3 separate regions of the Homo sapiens genome follow, and all the other regions are linked to region 1. Evidence: chromatin contacts called from ENCODE Hi-C or POLR2A ChIA-PET data. All regions are on one chromosome and are shown on one strand. Each heading gives the region's core, a stretch centred on a gene start or an enhancer-like site at or near the end of the contact. The rest is flanking DNA. Distances are from core to core; before and after follow the strand shown. Region 1 holds the start of PSMD8 (proteasome 26S subunit, non-ATPase 8). Region 2 holds the start of ZNF607 (zinc finger protein 607). Region 3 holds the start of ZNF573 (zinc finger protein 573).

Region 1 (5,057 bases), core at 1,687-4,186:
GTACAGTTTGATCCAAAGTCCCAAGGTCCACAGGATTCAGCCTTCATTTCTCTGTAGTTTTTTCTTCTCTGTCCTCCTCAGAGTGCAGTCTCTGACCTCAGGACAACTCCCCTCACCATCTGAGGCTAGTTATACAGTCCATAATCTGGATGGATGCGTAGTGACCAATGAATTGACAAGATGGAGGAATGAAGGCAGGAGGAAATAAATGAGTAAAAAAATACCCTGTTGCATGGTAGGCATTTGGTCAGCATTAATAGATGAATGAATGAAGGAGCGAATGAGGAAAGGTATGAGATTGCACCTAGTTGGTGCTCACCCAGAGTGTTGGGTTGGAGGAATACATTGGGGTTGGCATTGACTAGGCATGGTTGGTAGCACAAAAACCTGATGAAATTTGACAATAACAAGAGTTGGCAACACTCATGTGTGTAAGGGCTGCTGGCTAAGGTTGTTTCCACCACCAAGATTCTACCGAGTCACCTCATGGTCCAGGTGAACACATCATAATCCTGTATCAGCCAAGTCAACATGTTATTTAAATATCACCATCTGCACTTCCAGCCAAGATAGAGTGACAGAGACTGGATTTCCCCTCATACTTGAAACTATTTATGTTTTTTGAGATGGAGTCTCGCTCTGTTACCCAGGCTGGAGTGCAGTGGTGTGATCTCGGCTCACTGCAACCTCCGCCTCCTGGGTTCGAGCGATTCTCCTGCCTCAGCCTCCTGAGTAGCTGGGACTACAGACGCATGCCACTATGCCCGGCTAATTTTTTGTATTTTTAGTAGAGACGGGGTTTCACTGTGTTAGCCAGACTGGTCTCCATCTCCTGACCTCGTGATCTGCCCGCCTCAGCCTCCCGAAGTGCTGGGATTACAGGCATGAGCCACCTGGCCTGGCCATATCAACGTGGTATTTTGTTTATTTGTGTCTTTTTCTTTTTTTTTTTGAGATGGAGTTTTGCTCGTTGCCTAGGCTGGAGTGCAATGGTGCGATCTTGGCTCACTGCAACCTCCACCTCCCAAGTTCAAGTGATTCTCCTGCCTCAGCCTCCCGAGTGAGTAACTGGGATTGCAGGCACCCGCCACCATACCTGGATAGATAATTTTTTGTATAGTAGAGACGGAGTTTCACCATGTTGGCTAGGCTGGTCTCAAACTCCTGACCTCAGGTGATCCATCCACTTCAGCCTCCCAAAGTGCTGAGATTACAGACTTGAGCCACCACACCCGGCCATCATTTTTGTTTAAAACATTTTTTACCACCACAACTTCTTTCACATATTAATTTACTCATTAATTCAACACATATATAATTTCTTTCTTTTTCTTTTTTTCTTTTTTCTTTTTTTTTTTTTGAGCACAGTCTCGCTCTGTCACCCAGGCAGGAGTGCAATGGCGATCTCAGTTCACTGCAACCTCTGCCTCCCGGGTTCAAGTGCTTCTCCTGCCTCAGCCTCCCAAGTAGCTGTACTACAGATGTGCACCACCACGCCCGGCAAATTTTTGGTATTTTTACATTTATTTATTTATTTTCTCTGAGACAGAGTCTCACTCTGTCACCCAGGCTGGAGTGCAGCGGCACAATCTCAGCTCACTACAAGCTGACCTCCTGGGTTTAAGCGATTCTCCTGCCTCGGGCTCCTGAGTATCTGGGATTACAGGTGTGTGCCACCACGCACAGCTGGTTTTTTTGTTTTTTTTTTTTGGTATTTGCAGTACAGATGGGGTTTCGCCATGTTGGCCAGGTTGGTCTCGAACTCCTGACCTCAAGTGATCTATCTGCCTCGGCTTCCCAAAGTGCTGGGATTACAGGCATGAGCCACCATGCCTGGCCAACAAATATTTATTGACTGTCTACTAATATTTGCCAAGCACTGAGATACTGGGAATTCAGTAGTGAAGGAAATCGTCCTGCCTTCATGGAGATGACATTCTAAATGGTGGAGACGGAGAGTGAAAGTCGGGTTTGAGAAAAACGTGCTGCCCAGGCGCAGTGGCTCACACCTCTAATCCCAACACTTTGCGAGGTCAAGGCAGGAATATCGCTTGAGCTCAGGAGTTCGAGACCAGCCTGGGCAGTATAATGAGACTCTGTCTCTATAAAAAATTTAATTTTTTTTAAAAAGAGAGAAAAAGCGATGTTGAATGTGCAGATGTAATATCAATCAGTGGAGGAAGAAGTTGGTATAAGAAGTTGTGAATACTGGCCAGGCAAGGTGGCTCATGCCTGTAATCCCAGCATTTCGGGAGGCCAGGGCCCAGGGAATCGCCTGAGTTCAGGAGTTGGAGACCAGCCTGACCAACATCTACTAAAAATACTAAAATTACGTCTCTACTAAAAATACGAAAATTAGCCAGGCGTGGTGGCACATGCTTGTAATCCCAGCTACTTGGGAAGCTGGGGCAGAAGAATCACTTGTACCCAGGAGGCGGAGGATGCAGTGAGCCAAGATTGCTCCATTGCACTCCAGCCTGGACAACAAGAGCTAAACTCCGTCTCAAAAAAAAAAAATTGTGAATCCTCCACTTACACATGACATTGAAAGCCATAGAGCTGGATGAGTTTTGTAACTAGTTAGTTCATATAAGCTTGGGAAAAAAATGTGGAAGGATGCATTGAAAAAGACTGGAGAGGGAGCCCCAGGTACACATCCTAGCTGTTAGTCCTTTGGAAGGTTACCCAGCCTCTCAGTCTGTCTATAAAATGAGAATAACACAGCTCTCCAAATGGCACGACACCCGCTACCTTTTGGCTTGGAGACGCTGCCCCGAAGGCGGAACCTCCAGGACAGCTACGTAGCGTCCCGAGCACTCAGACTGAAGCCAGGGCAGCCATGTTCATTATTGGAACCGTGAGGTGGGTAGGGGGGGTGGTGTTGAGACAGCTGTCATTTTCAGTTAGGGCAAAAGCCAACTTCCGGTCACCATCTTGAGTGACGACAGAGGCGGAGCTCCAACTGACATGTTCATTAAGGGCAGGGCTCCGAGGGCGCCACCTCGAGAGCGACGGCGGGCTACCCGGGGCGGGCTGAGGCAGGTTGTAGCCCCGCCCCGGGCCTTGGGCTCCACCTCTCGGCCCCACTTCCGCCGGGCAAGCGTTTGTAGGCGGCGCTGCCGTAAATCAGGCGGTCTGCTTGCCGCATCACGCAAGATGGCGGCCGCGGCGGTGAACGGGGCGGCAGGCTTCTCGAGCTCCGGGCCCGCGGCAACCTCGGGCGCTGTTCTGCAGGCCGCGACCGGCATGTACGAGCAACTCAAGGGCGAGTGGAACCGTAAAAGCCCCAATCTTAGCAAGTGCGGGGAAGAGCTGGGTCGACTCAAGGTAAAGTCGGCAGGCCCAGGAAACCGAGTGTTGCGGGCGTGGGAGGCGCTACGAGGTGTCTGGACCCAACCAAGTCCCGGGCCGCGGAAGCCACCTCGGTGCCAGCGAGACTGAGGCGGGCTGGGGGATCCGATGGGGTGAAAGATTTGGAACAGCCAAAGTGGGGGCTCGGAGGGCGTCAAGAAGCGAGAGAGGGACAGGGAGCGTTGATGGTCACGCCTGTAATCGCAGCGCTTTGGGAGGCCGAGGCGGGGGAGCGTCGCTTGAGCCCAGGAGTTCAAGATCAGCCTGAGCAACATAGCGAGACTCTGTCTCTACATTTTTTTTTTAAGTGAGAGATGACTGGAATGGACCCACGCGGGGGTGGTGGGGGAATGATTGGAAGACTTATGGCAGAACTGAGTGAGGGGTTAGATTTTTGGTGCGTGGAGGCTTAACTGGTCGGAGTGGCAGGATTGGGATTCGGGCTTTTCCTGATGGTGGATTCCAGGCAAGACCAAGTGGGAAGTGAGGACTGCCCGGAGTGATAAAAGAATGAGGCTGAAAAGGTGGGCTGTGTAGAGGGTGTGTGGTTAAGACCAGGCTGGGTTAGGATCTGAGAGATCTGGGGCTTAGGCTCGCATCTGTTGGGAGAGGGGGCAGCCTAGTTGTGAAGGCAGGACTGAACCTAGAAGAAATATTCTTACAAGTAGAGAACAAGAATACGGGGCCCAGAGTGCTTCAGACCAAACATCTGTTGGGAGGGAGTGTAAATCCAGTGGCTTGGAACAAGCTGCTGAGCCTGCTAAGGAAAGATGTATGGGCTGAACTGTGGGGGGAGATTTGGACCTCCCCCTCCCAGATATAGATTTTGGGGATAGCCCAGCTACCCCTTCCCCAATAGATTGTGGGGAAGATGGGCCAAGAATGGAATGTACTCCTGTCCCCACCGCCGCGTGATTCCACTGGGTCAGGCACTGAGTGTCCCTCCTTGTTTCCCCAGTGGGGCTATTAATAATTGTAATGTGATGTAATCTTAAATGGGCATGTGTTGCGTGCTCAGGCCCTGTTCTGAGTGCTTTATGAGAAAGCATTCCTCATGAGTCTGGATGATGGTTAGCTCCATTTTCCAAGTGGGAAGACCAGAGCGTAGAGCAGGTAAGTCATCTGTATTTGAATTCCCTTCTTTTCTTTCTTCCCTCCCTCCCCTCCCCATCAGCTAGTTCTTCTGGAGCTCAACTTCTTGCCAACCACAGGGACCAAGCTGACCAAACAGCAGCTAATTCTGGCCCGTGAGTGTCACTGGGGTTGGTTGGGGGTGATAATCTGGGGGTCATGGCAGGAATGGTAGCACTGGTGGTTGGGGAAGAGACCTCAGTCACCTCCTGAGAGCTCACTCTGTCACCCACAGGTGACATACTGGAGATCGGGGCCCAATGGAGCATCCTACGCAAGGACATCCCCTCCTTCGAGCGCTACATGGCCCAGCTCAAATGCTACTACTTTGATTACAAGTGAGAATGGGCCCTGCCCCCAACTGGGGGGGTGGTTGCATGGAAGCTCCTTTATTTCTGGAGCTCTGGCTGCTTGGGTCCTCTTCCTTCATCTGGGAACTCCTCCTGGCTTAGTTCTCTCCTCAGTGGTGCAGGGTCAGGGCTTGGCTTGGAGGTCCTGAGACTTGGCTTGACTAGTCAGTCTCCCCCTACCCATTCCCACATTGCACCCCCTCTGCCCAGTGGGGCTGCCATCAC
Region 2 (5,057 bases), core at 1,000-3,499, 650 kb before region 1:
GCGGCTGGGCGTGGTGGCTCACGCCTGTAATCCCAACACTTTGGGAGGCCAAGGTGGGTGGATCACCTGAGGTTGGGAGTTCAAGACCAGCCTGACCCACATGGAGAAACCCCGTCTCTACTAAAAATACAAAAAAAAAAAAAAAATAGCCAGGCATGGTGGCCCATGCTTGTAATCTCAGCTACTCAGGTGGCTGAGGCAGGAGAATCGCTTGAACCCGGGAGGCGGAGGTTGCAGTGAGCAGAGATCGCACCATTGCACTCCAGCCTGGGCAACAAGAGCGGAACTCAGTCTCAAAAAAAAAAAAAAAAAAAAAAAAGAAAGAAAAAGAGTTGCATATATAGTTTGAGAACTGTGATCCACCACTGTAACTCTAAATAGTGTTAAACATTAGATCACAGCTATTTATCCTGTGACAGATTCTTTACAAACATAAATCTTATTATTTGTATAATATCCAATCCCTTGGACGCTGTATAATTTTCTTAACCATTCCCATAATCTCGTTCATTAGTTTTCTGCAAAACCATTCAAAGGTATAAAACTCTTTGATTCCAGATCTAAAACCTGAGTCTAAATAATTTGGATTATGGACATCCTAGAAAAATGCAAATTAACAAACATGTACAGGAATTCTTTATAGAATTTCAGGGGGTTTGTGATGTCCCTTATGCCCATAAGGGCATTGGTCTACAGACAGTACACCAATGACCGAGAATTCCTATTTTGGAAAACTTAAATTCTGGCTCACTTCCTTCACATCACGGCTAAGTTCATATTCTTGTTGCTTTTGATCTACAGAAATCCAAAACGGAATATCCAAAATTGCCTCATAATACTTAGCGCTTATGTTTCCCCCCTCCAAGGCTGCAGGCGCGTAATTTCATACACACGACCAGAAGGAAGTATGTTGGATGGAACCTGCAATCATCCTTCACTGCAGGTTCTTGGGGTCAGAATTCAAGGCCGTGTTTGTTAAACATGTAAATGAAACTCCAAGAACCGGGAGGTGGGGGCGGAGTAACAACCCTTTTCAGGAGGGAATCCTACACTCGAAACTGACAAACCCTGCCAGACCAAATTTTAGTCAGGCTACTACACCTTCAGCTAGGCCCATCTGTACACTTCACTGTAAAATCTGGCTATAGCAAAGAACTATTCTAAGTCAGTTTAGCAAGACCCTTTCGCCTCCGTATCTTCATCCTCCACCGTCCCCCAGGTCTCTCTCTCCAGAAATAATCCTGTTAGGTGCGTTTAGTCAGAATCTTCCTTAACCCAGACATTTCCTCTTAGTAATTTCTCATCCAGTGATCCCTAACCTTCTTGGCTATAAATTCCCACTTGTTCATGCTGAATTCGGAGTTGAGCCCAATGTCTGTTACCCACTGCAAAATCTCACAGCCGGGATCCCAATACCTACCACCATGGTCCTGAATAAAGGGTTCTTTGCATGCTTTAACAAGTGTCACTGAATACTTTTTTATTTAACAGAATCTATCATACCTTTCTTAAGGGCAATTACTCTTCTAAGCTTCTCATCCTATCTGTTTCTTCTCACTGGAAATCTTCATCTAAGACTCAGTATCTGATTTCCCATTGGGACCATTTCTCTGTTGTAGTCGTACTAGGCTGAGGAAGGCACAGGAAGCAGCAGGGAACCTGGAGCCAAGGGTCAATAGACCCCACAGAGCCCAGCGAAGCACGCTTTACAAAGGACACACACGGCATGTACAGGTCACACAAGGTCGACTACGCACCCCTCACAGTCCCGCAACTGCACCCACGTCACACAGGCAAGCCGGTCCTGTCGCCGCTGCGCGGTCTCTCACGCTCCCCGCCTGTCTCCTAGAGACGGGCCCCTCCTCCGCAGCTCCAGCACCCTAGGGCCTGAGGAGGCGGGAGACTCGCCCGGCCCGCCTGGGGGCCTCCGCGCTCTGAGCGCCTCCTGCAGCCCCACTCTCACCGCCACGCAGGGTACCACGCGGGCGGCGGGCTGGGGCTGCAGAGGCTCCCGCAGTGACCTGCGCCGCCTTCTTCAGGTGGAACCAAAAGGTCCCGGAACCGGAGCCAGGGGTCCAAGTTTTCTCCGTTGCCTTTGTAATATGTAGTCCAAGCCAGAACAGTCAGGACCGCAGGTACCGGTGAGAAATGGAGTCCAGAATCCTAAAAACCTACGAGAAATACGGCAGCGACCACTTGGACCGCGCCTCCCACCCACCGCTCGAGCCCCGGAGACTTCTGGGAGTGGCCGCCTTGCCTCGAGTGCGCATGCGCAGATCGGCCACTACTGGGCCCCTGGCCTGAGGCTTAGGGTGGAGTTAGTGCGTTCTTAGGGCCAGTAGGAGGCGAGTCTGAGTAGAAACTGATCCAGGTAGCCTCGGAAGGGATCACCTGCTGGATGGGTGTGAGCTCCTCAGGGTGGGGCGCCGAAACCCTCATGGCTCCTGAGGTAGAGCCGGCCTCCTTGGTAACACATGGGACTGGGACTTTTAATACCACCCGACAGGCCCAGCTTGTCTCGTCAAGCGCTAAGTAAATGGACTCACGTCCTATATGAGGGTTTGAAGTTCCATCACATTCTTCAATACATGACATTATGTTCTTCATCTTTGGACACGAATATATTTGACTAAAAATTTGACTAAAAAATCATCTGAAGAAATAACTGCTAAATAGTTTTATTATTTTTGTTCTGGAATAGGCTTCTTGAAGATAAAATAAGAAATTTAAAAAATTTTTTTGATCCTTCATGTAATACTTTGTAAATCTTCATAGTTATTTAGAAGCATCCAAAATTTCCAAATGGTAAAAAACGAATAAGAAAAATTTTTAGGTAAGTAAATTTGGGGGAAATATTTACAACAGCTAAAACGGACAAATATTTAATAGTCCGAATTTCCTGTTTCTTTGGCTTAATAAAATATTGATGAATACAGGCTGGGCACGGTGGCTCACGCCTTTAATCCCAGCATTTTCGGAGGCCAAGGCAGGAGGATCAGTTGAGGCCAGAAGTTCAAAACCAGCCTAAGAAACATAGTGAGACACCCCTCTCCTCCTCCCAAACTCTACCAAAAATGAAAGTTAGCCTGGTGTGGTGGCACACGCCTGTGGGCCCAGCTATTCCAAAGACAAAGGTAGGAGGATCAGTTGAGCCCGGAAGTTCAGGCTTCAGTGAGGTATGATGGTGTCACCGCACTCTGGCCTGAGCAACAGAGCAAGACCTTGTCTCAAAAAATAAATAAGTAAAATTAATTTAAAAATAAAAAATATTTGTCTATACCCTAAGAGGAAAAGGAACAAAACTAAAAAATCACCATTCAAAAATACAAATAGTCAAGGAAAAAAAACTATTAAAGTTACAATTTAAGAACTTATTGATCACTTTTTCTTCTCTTAATTAGTTCTTGGATTTGTTGCTCCTGAATCTCCTGAATAATCTCTCAGAAATACCACACATAGATCAATGGATTAAATTGACTCCACATATTATTTTCTTTTTCTTTTTTCTCTTTTTGAGACGGAGTTTTGCTCTAGTTGCCCAGGCTGGAGTGCAATGGCACGATCTTGGCTCACTGCAACCTCCACCTCCCAGGTTCAAGCGATTTTCCTGCCTCAGCCTCCTGAGTAGCTGGAATTACAGGCATGCATCACCATGCCCAGCTAATTTTGTATTTTTAGTAGAGACAGGGTTTTACCATGTTGGTCAGGCTGGTCTCGAACTCCCAACCTCAGATGATCTGCCCGCCTTGGCCTCCCAAAGTGCTGGGATTATAGGCATGAGCTACTGCGCCCGGCTCCACATACTATTTTCAACAAGGATACCAAGGCATTTTAAGGAAGGGAAGAGTAGTCTTTGTTGAAAAGACTGGAATTAGAGATGCACATAGAAAGGAATGAATTGAGTTCCCTGCCTCTCACCATATACAAAATCAACTCAAAATGGATCAAACACCTAGGTGTAAGACTTAAAACAGTAGAACATTTAGAAGGAAATGTAGGCATAAATCTTCTGGACTTTATAGTCAGCAATTGTTTCTTAACCGTGACATCAGAATCACAAGCAACAACATCAAAAAAGGAAATTGGACATAAATTGTAAAACATTGTGCTTCAAAACCCACCAAGAATGTGAGAAGCTACCCAAAGAGTGAGAAAAATTGTTTGTAAATTATGTATCCAATAAGGGATTTGTATCTAGAATATATAAAGAAGTCTTGCAACTCAATAATAAAAAGCCCAACAAAAATGGGCAAAGTAACTGAATAAGCATTTCTCAAAAAAAAAAAAAAAGTATACACATGGCTACTAAATACTTGAAAACATGTTCTATATTAATCATTAAGAATATGCAAATCAGCCAGGAGCAGTGGCTCATGCCTGTAATCTCAGCACTTTGGGAGGTCGAGGCAGGAGGATTGCTTGAGCCTAGGAGTTCGAAACCAGCCTGGGAAACAAAGAAAAAGACTATGTAAATCAAAACCCCAAAACCCCAATGAGATATACTACTTAGGATGACTAAAATCAAATAAATATACAATAACAAATTTTGGATAGGATTTGGATAAATAGAACCCTATATACATTGATGGTGTCACTGGAAAATGGTAGAACTACTGTATAAACAGTCTGGCAGTTCCTCAGAAGAATGTAGAGTTACCATACGATGTAGCAATTTTAGTCCTAGGTATATTCTCAAGACAAAACCATATGTTCTCACAAAGCTTGTACACAGATATTTATAGCAGCATGATTCATGATAGCCAAAACTGGAAAGAAAACCCAATTGTTCTTCATTTTATAAGTAGATAAGTAAAATGTGGCATATCTACACAATGGACTATTATTTGGTAATATAAGGAAATGAAGATCTGATACAAGCTACAACATAGATCAACCTTGAACACTATGCTAAGTGAATGAAGCTGGTACAAAAGACCACATATTTATGATTCCTTCTATGTGAAATTTCTTCTCATATAAAATTTCCAATGTGGGCTAATTTATAGAGACTGAAAGTAAATTGTTTCCTAAATTGAACGGTGGCAGAAGGAATTGGG
Region 3 (5,057 bases), core at 1,499-3,998, 590 kb before region 1:
AATTCTCAAAAGAAGATATACAAATGGTCAACAAACATATGAAAAAATGCTCAACATCACTAATGATCAGGAAAATGCCAATAAAAATCACAATGTGATACCAATTTGCTCCCTAAGAATGACCATAATTTTAAAAAATCAAAAGATAATAGATGTTGCCATGGTTGTGGTGAAGAGAGAACACTTCTACACTACTGGTGGGAACAAAAACTAGTACAACCACTATGACAAACAGTATGAAGATTCCTTAAAAAACTAAAAGTAGAACTACCATTTGATCCAGCAATCCCACTAATGGGTATCTACCCAGAGGAAAAGAAGTCATTATATAAAATTATTTTATTTTTTTTTCAGTGATAGAGACAGGAGTCTCACCATGTTGGCCAGGCTGGTCTCGAACTCCTGGCCTTAAGTGATCTGCTGGCCTCAGCCTCCCAAAATGCTGGGATTACAGGTGTGAGCCACTGCACCCAGACAGAAGTAATTATATGAAAAAGACACTTGCACACACGTTTATAGCAGCACAATTGCAAAAATATGGCAACAGCCTAAATGCCCATCAACAAGTGGATAAAGAAAATTTGGTGTACGTACACATATATATACACTATGGAATACTACTCAGCCATAAAAAGGAATGAAATAACAGCATTGGATGCAACCTGAATGGAGTTGGAGACCATTATTCTAAGTGAAGTAACTCAGGAATGGAAAACCAAACATTACATGTTCTCATTTATGAGTGGAAGCTAAGCTATGAGGATGCAAAGACATAATAATGATATAATGGATCTCAGGAGGCTGAGGCAGGGGAATTGCTTGAACTCAGGAGGCAGAGGTTGCAGTGAACCGAGACTGCGCCACTGCACTCCAGCCTGGCCATAGAGCAAGCCTTTGTCATAAAAAAAAAAAAAAAAGCCGGTCGTGGTGGCTCATGCTTGTAATCCCAGCACTTTGGGAGGCCGAGGCGGGCAGATCACGAGGTCAGGAGACTGAGACCACGGTGAAACCCAGTCTCTAATAAAAATACAAAAAATTAGCCGGGCGTGGTGGCGGGCGCCTGTAGTCCCAGCTACTCGGAGAGGCTGAGGCAGGAGAATGGCCTGAACCCGGGAGGCAGAGCTTGCAAGTGAGCCGAGATCGCACCACTGCACTCCAGCCTGGGCGACAGAGCGAGACTCTGTCTCAAAAAAAAAAAAAAAAAAAAAGTAATATTTAAGAGGTGGTCTCTTGAAGTAACTAATACAAATTCTGTTGTTAGTCTTTTAGGATATGACTTTCAGATTTAAGCTCTGATACTTAATAAAATGTGTCTTAAAGTCTCATTGGTAAATTGGGAGAAAATGTCATTTAGCATATAAAATAGTCTGAAGATGAAGTAAAATAATCCACATAAGGCTGGGTGCGGTGGCTCACGCCTGTAATCCCAGCACTTTGGGAGGCCGAGGCGGGTGGATCATGAGGTCAGGAGTTCGAGACCAGCCTGGCCAAGATGGTGGGATTACAAGCATGCACCATCACGCCAGACTAATTTTTGTATTTTTAGTAGTGATGGGGTTTCGTCATGTTGGCCAGGCTGGTCTCGAACTCCTGACCTCAAGTGATCCGTCCGCCTTGGCCTCCTAAAATGGTGCGATTACAGGCGTGAGCCACCACACCCGGCCAAATATGAGAACGTTAATGAGATTCAGCTCAATGGCTCCCAACATCTACTGGAAAGAAAGCAGATTGGTATTAGGACATTCAGACACATTTCAGATGAAGTAAAACATACTCTAAAACCAGTAACCTTAGGAAAGAAAAAAGCCAACTAGCCTAAACATTGAGTTTTAGATGTGAAAGAATTTTTTTCCTCCTCATTAGAGTCCTTTTGAGGAATAGCAGGACCAGGGAGGGAGAAAAAAATCATGAGTTATCAGGCCTTTCCTTGAAGCACGGAATGCCTCCTTACACAATACCCTCCACGCCTTCCCTGTTCACACACTTTAACACATGGAGGTAGGAGAGAGGCTGGAATCTGGGTATGAGTTCACAGCAGGTTCCTGGGGTCAGAGCTCTGGGAAAGACGAGGTTCTGAGACAGGTAGCTCGCTCTCAGAGCTCACAAAGAAATAACCTCCCAGGCGTTTCCAATCTCACAGCAAGTCAATGCCTTCTTGCTGGAAAACTTGATGTAGAGTTCAGTATCCAACTTCCCTCTTGCAGACATTTTTTGTGTGTGTCAGCCGCAAGCAGCTGTGAGGAGGGAGGAGAGAAGCAGCAGCCGGGAACCTACAGCCAAGACTCAAAGTGACACCGCAGTGCCACCGCAATCAACGTACATGAAAAGGACAAGCACCTCATATCCCCGTCACGCAAGCACAGCCACTCACTCACCTGTCACAGCCTCACAACCGCACCCACCGTCAAGGAGGCACATCCCAGCCTCTCACACGCAGTTTCTCTGTCACACACTCTCAAACATTCCCCATCTGACATATACAACATTCTCTCACGTGCGCACTCAAATACCCTCCTCTGCTGTTCATGCACCCACGGGCCTGAGATTCCGATAACAACTGGCCGTCCACACTAGAGGCTTCCACGGTTAAAGGGCTTCCTCCACCACCCCGGCTGGTTTAGGTTGGGCTCCAACGTAACTTGATTGCCCAGAGCCCTCCCTGCGAGTACTCTGTGCCTGTTATATACTGAAATGAGTTCAACCCACCTTGCAAAAGAACCACGCGAAAACGGAAGGGAAGCCATAGATTGGGTGTTCCCGTTGCCCTCTGGGAAATGTAGTTTAAGCCTAAAGCTCCATGACCGCGGTGGCTTGTGGGAAAAGTGGCTCGGAACCCCAAATCCCGGTTAGATTGCAGGCACCGCCGGACGCTGGCTCCCGGAGGTTTTAGTTTTCCCTCTACCAGGAGTGTGAAGACACAGAGACTTATTGCGCTGGCGAAGATGGCTGAGGCGAAGGCGTGTCCGACTTGTCCTCGGAGTTCTGAGGGTTTCAGTGACCCCAGAAGGCTGAGAAGTGGAATCCGAACTCGAGGCTGCCCGAAGCCTCGGGCTGTTTGAGTGTAGAGCCGGTAGGGGAGGGCTTTCAAAGTGTGGCCGCGAGGGCGAGCGTGGGGGATCGGTTATGAGCTCCCGAGGGCGGGGACTCTGCTCTGTGTCCCCTGAGGAAGTCCAGTCTTGTTATAAGGTATGAGAAAAGTAACTTTTTAAAAATGGACAAATAATAATTGTATGTTTTATATACTGATAGGGTACAATATGCTGTTTTGATCTATGTTTACAATGCGAAATGATTAAATCAAGCTAATTAAATCCATCACCTCACTTTTTTGTGGTGAAAACATTTAAAATCTACTTTTAGCAATTTTGAAACATGCAACACATTATTTATGTAGTTGCTATTCTATGCAATCGATTAACAAAGTTTATTTCTCCTGACTAACTGAAATTTTGTACTGTTTTAATTAACATCTCCCTTTTCCCCATTTTTCAGTCTCTGGTAAACACCATTCTTTGCCTCTTAAGAGTTAGACTTTTTTAGATTCCACAAATACCACTTATGTGGTATTTGGTATTTATCTTTCTGTTACTGGCTTCTCTCACTTAGCATAATGTCCTCCTGGTTTATCCATGTTGTCACAGATGACAGAATTTTCCTTGTTTTATTTTTATTTTTTATTTATTTTTTAAAAATCTATTTACTTATTATTATTTTTTGAAACGGAGTTTCGCTCTTGTCACCCAGGCTGGAGTGCAGTGGCACAGTCTCAGCTCACTGCAACCTCTGCCTCCCCTGTTCAAGCGATTCTTGTGTCTCAGCCTCCCAAGTAGCTGGGATTATAGGCATGCGCCACCACGTCGGCTAATTTTTGTATTTTTAGCAGTGACAGGGTTTCACCATGTTGATCTGGCTGGTCTCGAACTCCTGACCTCAGGTGATCCACCCACCTTGGCCTCACAAAATGCTGCATTTACAGGCGCGAGCCACTGTGCCCGGCCGATTTTCCTCTTCTTAAAAAGTGAATAGTATTCCTTTATATATACATATATATATGTGTATAAGGTTATATACATAATATATATAATATGTAACATTTTCTTTATCCACTTATAACATGCTGGACACCTAGGTTGCTTCCGTATCCAATGCAGAATAATGCTGCAGTGAATGGTAGTGCAGTTATCTCTTCAGCATGCTGATTTCAATTCCTTTAGCTATACACCCACCGGTGGGGTTGCTGGAACATATAGTAATTCTATTTTTAGTTTCTGATGAATCTCCATATTATTTTCCATCATGGCTGTATTAATTTACATTGGGAAATGTACGTACTTTTGATGTTGTTGTGAATGGACTGGTTTATTCAATAAATTGTGTTAGGTACATTGACTAATAGTGTGTAGAAGTAAAGTTATATTTACTTAATTCTTAAAGGTATAGTCAAAACAGACTGAATAATTAAATGTAAAAATGATCTGGAGAAAACCTTTTTTTTTTTTTTTGAGATGGAGTCTCGCTCTGTTGCCCAGGCTGGAGTGCAGTGGCGCGATCTCGGCTCACTGCAATCTCTGTCTCCCGGGTTCAAGTGCTTCTCCTGCCTCCCGGGTTCAAGTGCTTCTCCTGCCTCAGCCTCCCAAGTAGCTGGGATTACAGGCATGTGCCACCACACCTGGCTAATTGTATATGTTTTAAAAAATTAACTTAGGAATAGATTTTCTAAGCTAAATTGAAGGGAAATGCTAAGGAAATAGTGAGATTTTACTTGATAATTATGTGTCTGAATGAATCAGCCAATTAATAAAATTAAAACAGACCTCGGGCCATGGTGCATGCCTGTCATCCCAGTACTTTGTGAGGCCAAGACAGAGATCGCTTGAGTCCAGGAGTTTGAGCCCAGCCTGAGCAACACATCAAAACGCTGTCTCTACAAAAAAATACAAAAATTAGCCAGGCGGGGTGGCTCATGCCTGTAGTCCCCACTACTTGGGAGGCTGAGGCAGGAGGATCACCTGAGCCTGGAGAAGTCGAGGCTGCAGTGAGCTGTGATCGTGTCACTG

The links. Hi-C counts contacts between places; a loop is a spot of excess contacts on that map. ChIA-PET counts read pairs that join two places held with the same protein, here RNA polymerase II (POLR2A). Pooled maps may share reads with other maps.
Region 2: a loop to region 1 is called in a map with no recorded cell type, with 17 times the contacts of the local background. The contact joins the promoter of ZNF607 here to the promoter of PSMD8 in region 1. A Hi-C loop is called at or near these places in 1 of 37 single-sample maps with no recorded cell type and 4 of 50 pooled maps. POLR2A ChIA-PET finds 5 or more read pairs at or near these places in 1 of 52 experiments (Caco-2).
Region 3: a loop to region 1 is called in a pooled map, with 11 times the contacts of the local background. The contact joins the promoter of ZNF573 here to the promoter of PSMD8 in region 1. A Hi-C loop is called at or near these places in 1 of 37 single-sample maps with no recorded cell type and 9 of 50 pooled maps. POLR2A ChIA-PET finds 5 or more read pairs at or near these places in 2 of 52 experiments (activated B cell and activated naive CD4-positive, alpha-beta T cell).

What each region holds. Positions count from the first base shown.
Region 1 is chr19:38,371,635-38,376,691 of GRCh38, forward strand. PSMD8 (proteasome 26S subunit, non-ATPase 8) reads left to right here and starts at 2,937. Exons shown (of 7, transcript NM_002812.5): 1 at 2,937-3,327; 2 at 4,526-4,598; 3 at 4,718-4,820. The coding sequence starts at 2,968. RefSeq lists enhancers at 2,846-3,476, 3,107-3,246.
Region 2 is chr19:37,717,512-37,722,568 of GRCh38, forward strand. It overlaps ZNF607 (zinc finger protein 607), which reads right to left and starts at 2,250. Exons shown (of 5, transcript NM_032689.5): 1 at 1,758-2,250. RefSeq lists silencers at 1,752-1,841, 1,902-2,011.
Region 3 is chr19:37,776,838-37,781,894 of GRCh38, forward strand. ZNF573 (zinc finger protein 573) reads right to left here and starts at 2,749. Exons shown (of 5, transcript NM_001172690.2): 1 at 2,707-2,749. RefSeq lists enhancers at 2,237-2,900, 2,692-2,986, 2,693-3,042, 2,901-3,563.